2 separate regions of the Homo sapiens genome follow, and region 2 is linked to region 1. Evidence: chromatin loops called from intact Hi-C (ENCODE). Cell type or tissue: PC-9. All regions are shown on one strand. Links, peaks and the distances in the headings refer to the core of each region. The heading gives the core; the rest is flanking DNA.

Region 1 (8,700 bases), core at 291-8,290:
CCCTGTGTGACCTTGGGCAAGTGACTACATCTCTCTGTGCTGTTGTTTTCTTATTAATAAAATGGGGGATATAATGATACCTACCTCTTAGGGTTGTTGTCAGGGTTGAGTACAAAAGCCTGTGGATCAGTGCCTGGCTCATGGTAAATGCATGTCGGTGTTAGCTAGTGTTTTTATTCAGTCTCAAAATGTTTAATAAATGCCTTCCGTGAGCCAGGCACCATGGATCAGCAGTACCCATGACAGATGAGGCTCTGCTTGCATGGGAGAGCCAGAGAATAAACAAATAAATAAATAAACAAGAAAAGACCAGATGAGAGTGGCTTTAAAGCCAATAAAACAGGGAAATGGTGAATGGAGCAACTGGGGAGAAAAGTCACCAAAGTCGGGGAATCAGGGAAGCCTTCCCCAAAGAGGTGGCTTTTGAACTGGGGCCTGAGTGGTGAAGCAGCCAGCCATGGGAAGGGCTTGGGGAACAGGATATGCAAAGGCCCTGTGGTGGAAACAAGCCAGCTGTGGTTGAGGAACAACAGCAAGGCAGCCAGTGTGGCTGGAGTGGAGTGAGCAGTGTGGGCCAGGGGTGAGGGAGAACAGGCCAGAGAGAGGGATTAGGACCAGGTCTTGTAAGGCCTTTTACAGCATGGAAGGAGCTCTGAAGCAATGAAGTGCCTTGCCCTGTGTCACATACCAGCTGAGACAGTCTGCCTAACTCGGGAGCCAAAGTTTGCTGCTGGGCTTGAGGCCCCTGTGAGAGGACAATGTAACCCAGGCTGGTATGGGCACATTCTGCATTTCCACTTAAACTCAGATGGCAAGCCCATCAAACCTTGGTGCCATGGCTGCCCTGTTAATTCCTGGCTGACCAGTGCAACCAGGGAGCTGGCCCATGACCCAGGTGGCCGCTAAGTAGCCAGGACTAATGTGGCCAAGAGTCAGTCTTCTAGCCTTCTTCCTGTGACTCATCCAGGTGCACCCTGTGACATCTGAAGGTCAGGCTTTCAGCTGCTGTGGCTTCCACTTCCAACTGGCTCCACGTCCCCAGGGAGAGATCACACAGCGCTTTGCCAACACATTCTATTGCGTGTTTAATGTTCCTGTGAATGCGCCCTTGAGATTTCTCTCTCTCCCGTCCACACAGAGCTTAGAAGCAAAATTAACAGACTCATCAGATTCTGAGCTTCTGCGGGATATTTTGCAGAAGGTAAGAATCCCAGAGTCCCTGGGACTCATGACCCTGTCTCCTGAATCTCTCCGGAAGACCTGAGAGAAGAACCACAGGTGTGCTTGTACCCTTTAAAAACACCCCTGTTCAAAGAACATTGAACATTGAGTCAGCACTGCAGGTGGGTGTTGGCACCTCTGACAGCTCCAGCTCTTTCATTTTCTATCTAAGACTTAGACAAAGACATCAGAATATACAAAAATCTGCATGAGAGGGGGAAATCTAAGGAAAGTTTTTTAAACCATCCACAGCAAAAACAGAGATGACAGGTGCAAAACAGCTTCTAGCATTTGGTAGATGCTCAGAGACTTTCTTTTTTGCATTCATGAGGCCTGTCCTGCCCACTCCTGTCTCTTCTAGACCTAAATGGGCCCTTACTTTGCCCAGGGTGGGGTTTGGACTCAAGAGCATCTGCATGCAGGTGAGAGGCAGGATCACCACCAGGCCCAGCCACAGCCTGACCTTGGCCTTGAGGGCCAAGTGCAGATCACCCTGCATCCTGGGTCTTCACCTGTGAAGGGCCATGAGCCCTTCTGAAAAGACAAAGCAGTAGACTCCGTCCCAGAAAGAAGTGCACCAGAAGAATACATTTTCCATACAAACTCTGGAGGCAGACATTCTCCACCCCCACCCAACCAGCCCATCCTAGGAGCCCCAGTGAAGAATTCCTGTGCTAGAGGTGAACCAAGATTATCCATGTGGAAAAGATGCAGCCACAGCAGGGAAGACTTTCGGGGCAATACAGTAGGTCAGGGCTTCGAGCATGGAGATACCTGAAGTTATCTCGCACCCTGCTCTGAGTTGCACCCTTAGCCTCACTCTTGTAGGTGGTGAAGCATGAAATGTAGGGATAGCTGCTTTCAAACCCAGCACAAGGCTGGGTGCACTGGCTCACACCTGTAATCCCAGGACTTTGGGAAGCTGAGGTGGACGGATCACCTGAGGTCAGGACTTCAAGACCGGCCTAGCCAACATGGCAAAAACCCATCTCTACTAAAAATACAAAAATTAGCTGGGCGTGGTGGTGCACGCCTATATTCCCAGCTACTTGGGAGGCTGAGGCAGGAGAATCGCTTGAACCCAGGAGGCAGAGGCTGCGGTGAGCCTTGATCAGGCCACTGCACTCCAGCCTGGGCAACAGAGCGAGACTCTGTGTCAGAAAAAATGAAAAACCAGCACCAGCCTGAAGAGCCTGTGTATTGTGTGGGGTACTTTGCTGCCCTTGGGCAGAATCTGCATCCCTCCCGGCCAGCAGGCACTGCGGACTGTCTCCTCCCTCTCCCTCCAGGCTCCTGTTTTCCCACCGTCCCCACTCCTGCTGCACCAGTCCCTCTGCCCTCCTTTCCAAGTGCCAGCCCGTGGCCACCTCAGAGCTTGCACCAGCTGTTGCCACTGCCTGGAACTTGCTCATCCTGCACTTGGCTTCTCTTGGCTTTAGCTGGAGTGTCACCCTGAGCGTCCCCTCCCCTCCATCCTGTCCCCAGGGACACACACTCCCAGAGAGCAGTTGCCGAGTGGGCCTTCCCGCCTCTTCCATAGAGCCAGACAGTTGGCGACTGTCCTTACTGCAAGCCCTGGTTCACACTGGCTCCCCTGGGAGGGAGGTGGTTTGGGCCCACGTGCCCTGTGTTCCCGCTCAGAATGGGCATTAGAAATGCTGCCACAGCCTGTGCCACTGCAGTGGAAGCATTTTTAGGAAACGGGTTATATCTTCAGACAAACTTCAGATGCATGGGGCCAGAATGCTGTGTCCATCTACATACATCTTTGCTGAGAGATGGGGTAGCCTGGAGTTTGCCCTCTGTTGTGTTGGCTTGAAGCTCATAGGAGACTTAAGACGGGCTCTCGAGCAACCAATGTTCTGTCCTTTGCTGTAGACTGTGAAGCATCCTGTGTGTGTGACGCACCCGCCGTCAGTCAAGTATGCCCGGTGCTTTCTCTCAGAACTCATCAAAAAGGTCAGTTATGGGCAGTGTCTGCCCAGTAGCCAGACAGCATAGCCACCTGCGTGCTAGAGCCCCCATCCTTCCCAGGCCCTGGGCCTGCTTTGCAAACCCCAGCATGGCAGGGGCCTCCCCAGGCGACTGGCTGCAGCCACGTGTGACCCATGGGAGACAGTGCAGGGCGGGAAGAAGGGGAGGTCAGCGTCTCTCCCTCACTCTGCCTCCTGGGGTTTCCGCAGCAGCTGCTTCTCTGGGGCCCCAGCTCCCAGCATATGGATTCTCATTCCTACCAGGCTGGCCCAGCCCACAGCACTGGAACCCTCACCCACACCCTCTGTCCTGCCCGCCGAAGGGTTTGGAGTTTCCTGCTCTTGTCTGTCTCTGGGTTGCCCCATGGGCCCCTCTTGGAAGGTTTAGCTCTTGCCATACCTTTGGAACTAGTTCCTCTGGTGAATTCTCTGCATTGATCCTGCTAGAATGAGCTCTTTCCTGACTGATACAGGATGGATTTTATTTTTTACTTCTTTATTTTTTTGAGACAGTCTCACTGTGTTGCCCAGGCTGGATTACCGTAGCACAGTCTCGGCTCCCTGAAACCTCTGCCTCCTGGGTTCAAGCAACTGTCGTGCCTAGCCTCCTAAGAAGCTGGGACTACAGGCACATGCCACCATGCCTGGCTAATTTTTGTATTTTTAGTAGAGACAGAGTTTCACCATTTTGGCCAGGCTGGTCTCGAACTCCTGACCTCAGGTGGTCCGCCTGCCTCGGCCTCCCATTGTGCTGGGATTACAGGCATGAGCCACCGCACCTGGCCTAGGGTGGATTTTAAAGATGGGCCCAAACATGCAGGGTTCGACATAAGGATGTCGAGAGGCCGTTCCTCAGTAGGCAGTAGCAGACCTGCTGAGTGAAAGGGCCACACTTTTAGCAAATAAACAATCCCCTGCTTCTCCAATACCTGCTTTCTCCCTAGTCCTCCCCAAAAGGGTGCATCTGTGGTCACCAGCAGGTCTGCCCTGTGCCACCAGGAGAGGGCAGCAGTCACCCAGTATACCCTGCTGCTGCCCTGTGAATTTTAGGATGGGGCCAGCCCTGGAGAAGCAGCCTGCTGACAGCCACAGCCTGCAGCATGGGCCGCCCTCACAGTTCTGCCTGGGCTCACTTAAAAGCACCTTTTGTTTTCCTGCTCTCTGTCATGGTCATGTGGCAGCTCTCACGGAATCCTTGTCTCCTGCCCTAAACTACACCTAACTCTACCCTCTCAACACCTCTCATTGAAGGCCCTCCCATCCAGGTTTCCCTACCAAGTGAATTTTTTTTTTAGAGACAAGGTCTCTTGCCCAGGCTGTCCTCGAACTCCTGGGCTCAAGCAGTCCTCCCATGTCAGCCTCTAGAGTAGCTGGGACTATTCGGCACACACCACCACGCCCAACGAAGTGAATATTTTATATGCCAGCTGGCCGGTATTACACCATTCCATCCCAAATCTCCCCTCCAAACTTGGTGAAAATCATCTGGCCATTTTTACAGATTAGAACGAAAGCAAACAAGCTCTCACTCTGTCTGCCCCCAGCACGAGGCTGTCCACACGGAGCCTTTGGACGAGCTGTATGAGGTGCTGGTGGAGACCCTGATGGCCAAGGAGTCCACTCAGGGCCACTGGAGCTATTTGCTGGTATGAGAAGGGTACCCTCCTCCCCCTCACAGCCCAGATACCCTTCCTGCACAGACAAAGTGAAAACGTGGGTGTGGGTTCAAATCCTGACTCACCCATTCTGCAGTCTTAGACATGAGGTCCATCAACCTTCTTTAGCCTCAGTTTCCCTGTCTGTAAATCAAGCACTGCAACAACAACAGCATGTCTCATGGGGTCGTTGGGCATTTGTCCAATAGGTGACACACTCTACCTGCTTCACAAGGACCTGGTGCCCAGTCCTCAAAGAATACTTGGCAGGTTCAGGCGTGATGGCTCATGCCTGTAATCCCAGCACTTTGGGAGGCTGAGGCGGGTGGATCACCTGAGGTCAGGAGTTTGAGACCAGCCTGGCCAACATGGTGAAACTCTGTCTTTACTAAAAATACAAAAATTAGCGGGGTGTGGTAGTGGGCGCCTGTAATCCCAGCTACTCGGGAGGCTGAGGCAGGAGAACCTCTTGAAACCGGGAGGTGGAGGTTGTAGTGAGCCAAGATCGCGCCATTGCACTCCTGCCTGGGCAAAGAGAGTGAAACTCTGTCTAAAAAAAAAGTAGAAAAATTAGCCAGACATGGTGGCACATGTCTGTAGTCGTACCTACTTGGGCGGCTGAGGCAGGAGAATTGCTTGAACCCAGGAGGCAGAGGTTGCAGTGAGCCAAGATTGTGCCACTGACTCCAGCCTGGGGAACAGAGCTCAAAAAAAATAAGATAAAACATAGATACAGAAAACCACAAAGGAAAAACATAGCATATTGAATCATCACAAGGCAGCCACCCCTTCATAGCCACACCTGGCCCCTGGCCACCACTGACCTGTGCTCCATCGCCAGAATTCCATTGTCTCAGGAATGTTCAATGAATGGAATCCTGTGTGGCCTGAGGTGAGTGTCTTTCATGCCACGTGACACCCTTGAGGCCTGTACAAGCTGTTGGCATGTCAACAGTTAGCTGCTTCTCATTGCTGAGTGGCGATTGGTCCTGTCATGGTTTATTCAGCCATGTGGTGGATGGCTACTTGTCTTCTAAGCCACTTGCCTTCTGATTGCTGGAATGACTCTCTCGCCCTCTCTTGGTGCAGCCCTCAGGAGGCTCAGTCACACTCTCCTAGAGCACAGCCATCATCTCCCAGGCATCACAGGCCTGGTCACATGGGATGCTACCCTCTACCTTGCAGAATGGGCCATCGAGAACCCGGCAGCCTTCACTCATAGGTGACCTTGGGGTGCAGGGCAGGGGACCGAGGCAGGCTTACCCTGGTGCAGTCGCAGACATGGTCCCCTTTCCTCCCGCCAGGACTGTCCTAGAGCTTGGCAGTGGTGCTGGCCTCACAGCCCTGGCCATCTGCAAGATGTGCCGCCCCCGGGCATACATCTTCAGCGACTGTCACAGCCGGGTCCTCAAACAGCTCCGAGGGAATGTCCTTCTCAATGGCCTCTCATTAGAGGCAGACATCACTGCCAACTTAGCCCCAGAGTGACAGTGGCCCAGCTGGACTGGGACATCGCGATGGTCCATCAGCTCTCTGCCATCCAGCCAGATGTTGTCATTGCAGCAGGTAATGCCCAGCCCCGGGCACCCTGTGCAGGCGGTGTCCTTGCAGCTCTACCCAGCTCTTGGCTCTGGGAAAAGGGAACAATGGATGCTATCGGGCATGGACATGATGGAACTTCCAGAAGAGTTACTCTGGGCCTCCAGGGTGACATCAAAGGACAGGGGTGCCTCTTAAGGTGACCTTCAAGCCACAGCCCTCTTGTTGGAGACAGGCATACTCCCGTTACAGTCGTCACCACATGGCTCTGTCCCAGAGCCATGCTTGTGTCTTTCAGAGACCACAGGAGGAAAACAACCACTTCTGGGATGAGGACAGGGCCCTTGAGAGAAGGTGGTGTTTGGCTGGGCCGCCAAAAACCCCTCGCCCCTGCCAGCACACTCAGTCTCCTCTCTGGTCGAACAGAGCTGTGCCTGTTGTCCTGGGTCCCAGCCCTGAAAACCACAGGTCCAGCGGTGGCCAGGGACACAGGCCCACCCCTGCAAGCCAGCAGACAAATCGGCAGACGCCTGAAACACGAAGTTCATGGCAGGGTCAGGCTTTGTGTCATTCACAGCCCTCTAGATAGGCTGAGAACCAGAGCTCGTTTTTTAAGGAACACCAGTGAGTCTGGAGATTTTTTTCTTTTGCTTCGGTCTTTTGCAGCTTTCTCTACTAAGGGTTCTCCTTTTTCACCCAAGTAATTGCCTTTCCATCTAATGGCCAAAATGGTCAAATGGCATCTAATAGTCTCATATGACCACTGCCTCTCTGGCTCGCCCTGCTGCTGAGGTCAGCATGACCTGGGACTGTCCGCTGGTCCCTTTCAGTAACCTGAAACTTTCACCGTAGACGTGCTGTATTGCCCAGAAGCCATCGTGTTGCTGGTCGGGGTCCTGCTGAGGCTGGCTGCCTGCCGGGAGCACCAGCGGGCTCCTGAGGTCTATGTGGCCTTTACTGTCCGCAACCCAGAGACATGCCAGCTGTTCACCACCGAGCTAGGTGAGCCCCCATGCCCACCCGGGCCTGCATGGTCCCCGAGCTGTCCCTGCGGGACTCCAGTGGAAGTGAAAGAACTGGGGGCTGGGGAAAAGCTAGGATGCCCCACACTCCCACACCATGCGGGGAACTAGGGCAGAGGCCGGTGAGCAGGGTGGGCTCGGGGCTGGGGGCTTGTGGCAGGAGGAGGGCAGCTCAGCACAGGGAGGGAGGATCTGAGCCCAGCAGCCCTACTGTGTGCTTCAGAGCAGGGTTCCCTAAGCCCTTGGGCCTCAGTTTCCTCATCTATAAAATGGAGGTGGTGGGAGGGGCAGTCGGGGTCAGGGCTGGACACAGCTGTGGCCTGCAGGACGCTGGAACACAGGCTGTACGGGCGGATCCACCATGCCACTGTCCTGAGCACCCAGTTGATGGAAGACGAGCAGGGTGACTATAGAGAAGGGGAATTGACCCCGTAGTGGGCCAGCCACTGTCCTCAGACCTGACATTTGTCAGCCCCCAGCACCTGTGAGAGTGTGCTATCATTGTCCCATCTCACCGACAAAGACACTAGGACACACAGAGGCTAAGCAACCCCCGAGCTCCCACAGACTGCAGCCCGGCCACCTGGCTCTCGTGCCTCCACACTACACCCAAGCCCCCCATTGCCACCAGCCTTTGCCCCAGCTCCCCCTGAGCACAGCCCCTCCTGGCAGCCATGTGCACAGATGCACGCGCAGGAGCCTCTGCCTGCACACACAGACACGGGTCCAATGCCTGTCCACGTGGGGCAGCCCGTTAACTACAGAGCCAACAAACAAGCCAGCACACGAAGACACACTAGGTTCCATGACAGAGTCCCTCACAACCTCGCACAGGAGGCTGGCCGGGCGCGGGGCTCAGGCCTGTCATCCCAGCAGTTTAGGAGGCTAAGGCAGGAGGACTTCTTGACACCAGGAGTTCAAGACCAACCTGGGCAATATAGTGGGACCCCATCTCCACAAAACATACAGAAACTAGCCGGGCATGGTTGCGCACACCTGTAGTCCCAGCTACTCGGGAGGCTGAGGTGGGAGGATGGCTTGAGCCCAGGAGGTGGAGGCTGCAGTGAGCCCTGATCTCACCACTGCACTCTAGCCTAGGCAACAGAGCAAGACCCTGTCTCAAAAAGGCAAAAAAAAAAAAAAAAAAAGGAAGTTTTTCTTCAGATACTTACGTGAAAAAATACCTGCAATATCTTTTAAGTGAAAAAAACAGTGCCAAGCAGCACACATAGTAGAAGCCCCCACCCACCTTTTTTTTTTTTTTTTTTTTTTGAAACAGAGTCTGGCTTT
Region 2 (8,700 bases), core at 255-8,254, 280 kb after region 1:
TTCAAATTGTATAACTAAAAAATTTCAGTATTGGCTGATTTACTGTGAAAATCTGACAAAGTATTTTCTTGATATTTAATTAATTTTTGTTCTACTTAGGTTAGCAATTTTATAACCTAGTCAGTCTTTTCATTAAAGTTCCAGGAATTCTTACCCAATTCAAATGATTCTAAAGTTATTAGAAACCTGCACTCCAGAGTGCTTTTTAGGGTCCATTTCATCCTTTCATGAGTCTCCTAAAAGACACCATATTCTAGGATTTTACGTGCTTGTGAAGTTTTCAAAAACTGCATCAGCACTAAGCAATTAACTGTGGAAATGACTTTAAATACTAATAGTCAAAGGCACAATATAAATAGTAATTTGGTTATTTCTGTGGTCTACAGTAACTTAACATAATAACCATAATTATGATTGATAGCATATACTCAGACATATTAGAATTTTAGAAATCCCATACAATTTTAGAATATACATTAGTATCATTCACTAAATGTAATCTGAAGAAGGTTAAACATTATTTCTTTGACAAGGCTTCCTATGTAATAACATATCAAATAATCCTGTTTACCTCTCTTTTGGATGCTTCAGCGGCTCTCTGTAGCATCCCAAAGTTAAGGTCAGAAAAGACTATTTTGAAGCTGAAATTTGATTTTGGAAAGCCTATCAAATATGTTAAAGGTTTAAAACACTTGGTATTATGCTTAATCAGTTTAACCATGAGGTGAGATTCTTATAAACCTTTTATCACCCTCTACAATTTTTGTAAAAGAGCAGATCAGTGCTTCAAGAAAACCATTTGTGCTTTTATTTCAATGTTCGATTTATGGAAAAACTGAATAATACCCCTTTAAATTTAGTCAATATGTTCAAACACAGAATATTTTTACCAGATTAATTTTTAGAAAACTTCCGCAACTTGTTCAGACCCTTAGCTTTTTCTTATCTAATTTGAAACAATCCTTTAGCCCTCTAAACTAGGCAAAAATTTACATTTCCATCCCTTCTTATAATCTTTTACCAAAAACACATTTCACTCTCCTCACATACCTTGCATGTAAAACTATTTTTTAGTAGTTTTAATTATATGTTACAATGGTAACTTTTAGCAACTTTTACTTTTGGTGCATAAATTTCTTTTCATGAATCCTTTCACAATGTACACAGACCATCTACAACATGCTTGGACTTTCTGACTTGTCCTAAACATCCCTCTTTTTAAACAACTAGTTATTTTATTTTAGGACAAAAATTTACCATGCGAGATCCTTTCCTATATAAAATCTCTTTTCTGTATAACCTTCTTTGCATAGCCAAGATGCATGGCTAATTCCACATGTCCCCAGGCCTTATCTAGAATCTAATGTCTCCAAAGTAGGTAAGTTGAACAATTTCAAAAGTCAAAGCAGTTTATAACCTTAAAGCATTTAGCAAATCTAATATCTGACCTGTCTATATTAGACCAAATATCTTTATTTTACCAATAATCTTTAAAGCTGTTTTTATTTCCCAAAGATTACTAAAGTTATATAAACTAAGACATTACAGTTTTTACTTTCCTGACAAAATATTTGATTTAAGCACATATTTTTCTTTAGGCCAATTAATTAGAGCTCTCTTATATAAACATTACACACTCAACACATATATAACTACACAGGCAGAACAAAAGAAGACCCAGTAGTTTCTCAACAGGAGCTGGAGAGGATGTGGAGAAATACGAACACTTTTACACTGTTGGTGGGACTGTAAACTAGTTCAACCATTGTGGAAGACAGTGTGGCAATTCCTCAAGGATCTAGAACTAGAAATACCATTTGACCCAGCCATCCCATTACTGGGTATATACCCAAAGGATTATAAATCATGCTGCTATAAAGGCACATGCACACATATATTTATTGTGGCACTATTCACAATAGCAAAGACTTGGAACCAACCTAAATGTCCATCAATGATAGACTGAATTAAGAAAATGAGGCACATATACACCATGGAATACTATGCAGCCATAAAAAAGGATGAGTTCATGTCCTTTGTAGGGACATGGATGAAGCTGGAAACCATCATTCTCAGCAAACTATCGCAAGGACAAAAAACCAAACACCGCACGTTCTCACTCATAGGTGGGAACCGAACAATGAGAACACTTGGACACAGGAAGGGGAACATCACACACCGGGGCCTGTCATGGGGTGGGGGAAGAGGGGAGGGAAAGCATTAGGAGATATACCTAATGTAAATGACGAGTTAATGGGTGCAGCACACCAACATGGCACATGTATACATATGTAACAAACCTGCACATTGTGCACATGTACCCTAGAACTTAAAGTATAATAAAAAATAAAAAAAAGAAGACCCAGTAGTTTCTATGTCTCTTAATTGGATTACTGGGTTTAGGGTAGAGTCCTTGGAAGGACAGGGCCAGGAAAGCATGCAGTTTCTAGGGCCTAATATAATAAGCAGTCACAGCTGGAAGGCAAAACCGACCTTCAAAAATTAAGGGTCTCATTTTTATACCATTTGGTCTGGTCTAAAGAACAGAGCCTTAGATTTTGAGAGGGATCTATCCATTTCCAATGCCTGGGATTCCATGAAGAAAACAGCTTTTTTTTTTTTTTTTTTCCAAAATGGGGTCTCTGGCACCTCTTATTTTTCCCAAAGAGCCCAAGGCTGTTAGAGCTTGAATATCTGCTTTTAATTAAGCTGAATTTTAACCATAGTGCTCTTTCTAAAAACTCCTTTTAAATTTCTTATTACCTGACTTTAGCCAGGCCAAATGGCCAATATTTCTGGCTTCTGAACTTTACCAATGGTAACCTTACAGATGAAACCAACAAAGCTCAACTAAGGATATGACTTAACCACAAGTGTACTAGGTATTTTCAAAGAGGTGGTAAGCAGTTTTTACAAAACCTGGAATTTTTAAAGGTAGCTCAGAGAAAGGAAGATTTAAGAAGGGAAGCTAGAGGTTGTTCATGGATGGGAAGAAAATCAGGAAGTGGTAAAAGTCACACAGGTGTTAACCAGAAAGTACTCATTCTCTAAGCTTGGAATCAAACCCAGGCCACCAATGTGAAAGGACAAAACCTTAGCTACTGAGCTACAATACTGGGCAGTCTCCATCGCCCTTCCCAGAAGGAGTCTAGAGTAGTTAATTTTGAGCTTGCAAAGCCTTTCAACTACTCAAGATAATTTTTAGAGTTTGCTGTGACATGAACCCTAAAATTCCTATCCCCTGGAAGGCAGAGACCAAGAGAAAGTACCACCACGAAGTTACAAGTTCAAGCTACCAATGACATAAAACAAGATGGAGACCTAATCCAGTTTTTGTTTGTTTGTTTGTTTCAGGGACCTGCTGCAACACAAAAGAAAAAAAATTAATGCACTCTAGTGTATTTGTTGTTTATTTGGAATGTACCACTGTAAGTTATCTTTAGTAACGTTTCGCTGTTTCTGTAAGACTTTGCTGCCTCCCGGGCCTAATGTATAAGCCAGAAGGAACTTGGTTTTCCAGAAATTAAGGATCCCATTTTTACCTAAAACATTGGCTTTACTATCAGGTTTCCTAGATTAACTTAGCCAATGAATTTTTTTTCCCACCTAAACGCACAAGAAAAATGAAACAAAAGAGTAGAATACAAAAATCCCTGAAAATTTTTAAAAGCCAAATTTTACACCCCCTGCAATATTACCATTTATGACCAGTTCCTTTCTGACCCAGTCAGATGTAAGAGTCCTCTAACTGGATCCAAGCCAGTTAATTCCCAGATCAAATCCATTCCTGGACCCAGTCCAGTTTCTGTCATGACTTCCAAACCCAGCTTGGATCAGAAATTTGCTCAAAGAAACTGAGAGCTCAAAACACAAATCCATGGAGCTCCGAAATCCGAGAGAGAATTTACCCACGATCCCCAGCCATTCTGAGAGATCAATGGACACAAATAGGTCCTGCAGTTACCTTGCTTGTTCACTCAGTACTCCTGGGGGTCGCTAGAAGCTGTACTTTGGATCCCGCTTCTGACACCATGTTAAAAGAAAAACTTCAGCCAAATTAAATTTAAAAAAGTTTAATTGAGCAATGAACGATTCACAAATTGGGCAGCCCTCAGAATCACAGCAGATTCAGAGAGACTCCAGGGTTGCCTCGTGGACAGAACAAATTTATAGACAAAAAAAAAAAGGAAGTGACTTGCAGAAATCAGAAGTGAGGTACAGAACAGCTGGATTGGTTACAGCTCGGCGTTTGCCTTATTTGAACACAGTTTGAACACTGAGTGGTGTATGGGTGGTTGAAGTATGGCTGCTGGGATTGGCCAGGACTCAGCGATTGTTACAGGTGCATACTCCTAAGTTAGATTTTCAATCTTGTCCACCTATTAAGTTAGGTTGCAGTTCATCCACAAGGACTCAAACATAGAAGTACAGAGTCCTTCTCAAGCCATATTTAGTTTGCTTTAACAGCTTATTAAAGTGGGGTTTGTGAAAGATAAAGTAGCCCCAATATTCACCAGCATGGTACACGTTCCCTGCTTGTCTTAGCCTCTGTTTCTCATTATTTATCAAAAGGCATCACAGGCAACAGCTAGCTGGAGGGTCCCTCCTGCAGCCAGGCTGATTGTGATCTCATGGACTCCCTCTAGTGGGCAGACCATCCCCGCTGAAAGGAGGAGGCTCCTTGGTAGACTTGGATGACTAGGCAGCCTCTCTCCCAGGGACCTGGCTGTTTGCAATGTAGGCAGACATCTTGGGGTGAAGGGTTTCTTACTCTAGGTTCTTTAGGCTGTGGTTTAAAACAAGGAGAAGATGGTCCCTTTGGCTTTGGCCCCTGTAATTGTTGCAATTGAAAAGACATAAGCTTATTAGCTTTTTGTGCTTTTTCTTATTCTGGAGTCCTTTGAAAATGCTCAGCTAAAGCCACGAATTCAACCATGTCTGTCATTCCCCATCCAAGTTCATGCTTCTTAATGCAACTGCTAAATTCGGGACAACGTTTGTTTATAAATAGAGCAGTTAATGCCATTTTAGTCCCTACAGGAAATTCTCCTTGCTGTCTTTTGAGTGCAGAATGTTTCACAAATAGTGTTTCTAAACCAGCTCTGCAATATGAAATGGGTCCGTCCTTTTTTCACCTGCAAGACTGTCTGACAGATGGATCCTTTTTTTGTGGAGAAGACTTAGGAACTGAATTTAAAAGGTTTTCAGTGTTCTTCCAGCTTGTTGTAGCAAGAAGGTTTTTTAAGGTCTTTAATATCCCCTCGGGTTCTCTCTATTCTGCTGCTTTCATACACCTTTGAGCTTTACCAAGTCCCAAAATCAAGTGAATAAATTGATAAAGTCAGAAGTTCCTGGATCATAAGCTCCTATGGGGATTCTAAATTCCTAGGTAAACATTTGAGGATTTTCTCTTGCATCAGGAAAGTATCTTATGAAGGCTCTAAGTTCAGCTTCAGAGCATGGAGTAAAAGTGGTTACAGCAGGCAGGCCTAGGTGTTCAGAGGGTCTCACTTTGTAAGACAGTTGTCCAACCTCTCCTTTTCATTTTCCTCAAGATGGAAAGGTACTTGAGCAAAACAATCAGTGGACTCAGGGTATTGAAGTAATGGCAAAGACAGCAAGGAGCAGTCAGAGTTAATTCAATTCAATGAGCGGCAGTCCTCCTTCCTCTGGTCCTCAGTTTGCTGATTAAGCTTTTTATTTGTCTCCTGGGAAGAAACCTTTAAGTCAGACACTCTTTGTTTAATCTTTTACATGTTTCTGCATACCAATTAAAAATGCATTCCGTTGTTCTTGTGGGTTTTTTCTCTTTGTATTTCTAATTTTTCCCTGAAAATAAACAATTTTATCTAAATTAAAACTTCTCAGCCAGGCACAGTGGCTCATCCTTGTGATCCAAGCACTTTGGGAGGCTGAGGGGGATGGATCACTTGAGACCAGGAGTTCAAGACAAGCCTGGGCAACAGGGTGAAACCCCATCTCTACAAAAAATACAAAAATTAGCTGGGGGCGGGGGGTGGTGTGCACCTGTAATCTCAGCTACTTGGGAGGCTAAGACAGAATAATCCCTTGAGCCCAGGAGGCAGAGGTTGCAGTGAGCCGAGATCGCACCATTGCACTCCAGTCTGGGTAAAAGGAGTAAAACTCTGTCTCATCAAACAAGCAAACAAACTTCCCCACTGTGGCTGCTGTAACTCTAAATTATTTTTGGTAAGGCTCACCCATTTCTCCAGAAAAGCCCTGATTCTGGGTCCATAGTTCATATACAAGAAATTGACTAGAGTCCCAGATGGGGGAGTTCTAAGCTCCTTGGATCCCAGTGAACCCATGATTCCCTATCTCCTAGGAACCCTACCTACCACACCCAGTTCAGTTTCTTCTTGACCCAGCCAGACATCTGAAACCTCTATAGGATCCAGTCCAGTTTGAAGATTTCTGAACCCAGTCTGGATCAAATTTCTCAAATAAGCTCAGAGAGCTCAGAACCCGAATGAGTGGAGCTCAGAATCCGAGAGGGCTCAATCCACCATCCCCAGTTCCAGGGGATCAGTGGGCACAATGGGCCTGGTGGGTGCCTTTGCTTTGCCACCCCCTGCTCCTGGGGGTCACTATGCTCCTCTTTGAGTTTCTTCACATTCACTGATCTGTTGAAAAGGGAAAACCTCAGGCAAGCTTAAATTTATCAGGTTTATTTAAGGGGAAAAAAACTTGCAAGCTGGGCAGCCCTTAGAACTAGAACAAGTTCAGAGAACTCCTGCCTGCCACATGGTCAGACAGCATTTATGAACAGAAAACCAACATGGAGCAAAAAGAACAACTAAGTTGGCTACAGCTCAGCGTTTTATCTCACTGGGTCGGCTGACTGCCTACTATGACATAAGGCTCAAGCCTTAACTAACCAAACTCAGCTATTTGTTGCCTTAGTATACTCTTAAGGAAATTAGTGACATTTAGCATGAGTGACTCCATATTGGCTTGGTCTGCTGGATGCAGGAGAGGAGCCTGATTCAAATCAATGGCCCCTACAAATGTTACTGAAGAGTTCTAAGGAGGGTTCCTGAGGTGGCTGTGGCCATGAGGGCCCGCTTGAGGCTGAAGATGGGAAGCACACACATTCTTATATTCTCCATTCTCTGCAGTTGGTGTTTGCTTATTCCTGGGCTGGCCACCACCTTTTGTAATTGCTGTAGCTTTTTGCTTTATTTTTCAAATTATGTTATTAAAAATTAACTATGCACTCTTTGACCCAGCCATTCCACTTCTGTGTATTTTACCCAAGAGAAATGAAGATATACATCCACACAAAGACTTGTAGAATGTTCACAGCAGCCTATTCACCATAGTCAAGACCTGAACACAAGTCAAATGCCCACCAATTGGAGAATGAATAAAAAAATTAATACTTTTATACAGTAGAGTATTATTTATTAATAAAAAGGAAGGAATACATGCAGCAATATTATGTTAAGTGACAGAAGCCAGACTCAAAATAGTACATGCTGTGTGACTTTTCTACAGGATGTTTGAGATCAGATAAAACTAATGTATGGTAATAAAAGTCAGCACAGTCACTGGGTGAGGGTGGGGTTGACCGGAAAGCAACCCCAGGATATTTCTTGGTGCAATGAAATGTCCTCTAGCTTGTTCGAGATGGTGGCTGTGCAGGTTGTGAAACTGCCAAAACCCATTAAACACAACATGTAAGATCTGTAAACAGAAATTATTATAAGGTTAAAATTAACTACAAAAGGAATATGTGCTTGGTATAAAACACGAAACAATCCAAAAATGAATAGAGAAAAAGTTAACAACCCACTCACCCTCTTTGGACTTCCCTGAGGCAATTGCTATTACTGTTGTTTGTGTACAGAACTGAAGGCCTGTTACTATCCTGCAAAAACTCTTGTTACTATTCAAGCATCACGCCTGTAATCCTAACACTTTGGGAGGCCAAGGTGGGAGAATCACTTGAAGCCAGGGGTTCAAGACCAGCCTGGGCAAAACAGTCTCTACAGATTTTTTAAAAAATATATTAGCCAGGCATGGCAGCATGCAGCTGTAGTCCTAGCTGCTTAGGAGGCTGAAGCAAGAGTACGGCTTGAGCCCAGGAGTTTGAACCTGGGTGACAGAGTGAGATTCTGTCTCTAAAAACAAAAACAAAATGAAATTGATATTGAAACTTTCAGTTCAAATTTAGGCTTGTAACATTTTATGTAGCTTCTTTGGTCTCAATAAAAAAATAATTTGAAAACAAGAAAGATTCTAAGAAGATAATTAGATAAGTGAAATAATGACATTCAATAGGTTTGAAATATAAAGTTAGAAACACCTTCCAAAAATTAGATTAAAATGATGAATAAATGGAAAATAACATAAAAGATAAAAGGTTTAGAAAATCAACCCATAAAAGATGAAAGGTTTAGAAAATCCACCCATGAATCAACCCAACATTGAACAATAAGTGAAGTCGCATATATTCTAGTTGACTTCCAGTTACTGTATGAAACTTTTTTCATTTATTAGACATGTAGGGAATAGACTGACCACTGAACTGAGACACTCTCAGACAATCACAGCGTTCAATCACAGACAATTGCAGACATTCTCAGACAATCACAGTGTTGTGCCTTCTTAGCTACGGCCCCAGACTCCACCACAGCAGGTGGGAAGTTCAGCCAGTTCCATTTCAGACTTGAAGGG

What was found. Peaks named below come from ENCODE experiments on the same cell type or tissue, not always from the same donor. Only the 100,000 strongest peaks of a DNase experiment are listed, where the experiment ranks them.
Region 2: a loop joins it to region 1, with 8 times the contacts of the local background. A loop is called at or near these places in 6 of 110 quality-filtered maps.

Annotation. Positions count from the first base shown.
Region 1 is chr3:125,917,726-125,926,425 of GRCh38, forward strand. It overlaps the pseudogene FAM86JP. Among named protein-coding and RNA genes, the nearest start is that of LINC02614, 36 kb to the left of the region's middle. In PC-9, for the core only: CTCF peaks have their summits at 4,204 (motif pointing right) and 4,410; DNase peaks (open chromatin) are centred at 915 and 5,781; H3K27ac peaks cover 330 bases.
Region 2 is chr3:126,193,771-126,202,470 of GRCh38, forward strand. The region is part of intron 1 of ALDH1L1-AS2 (ALDH1L1 antisense RNA 2); the gene reads left to right. It also overlaps a transcript of ALDH1L1 not described here. Among named protein-coding and RNA genes, the nearest start is that of ALDH1L1, 18 kb to the left of the region's middle. RefSeq lists an enhancer at 4,568-4,617. In PC-9, for the core only: CTCF peaks have their summits at 4,616 (motif pointing left) and 4,817; DNase peaks (open chromatin) are centred at 4,301 and 4,641; H3K4me3 peaks cover 2,224 bases; H3K27ac peaks cover 1,857 bases.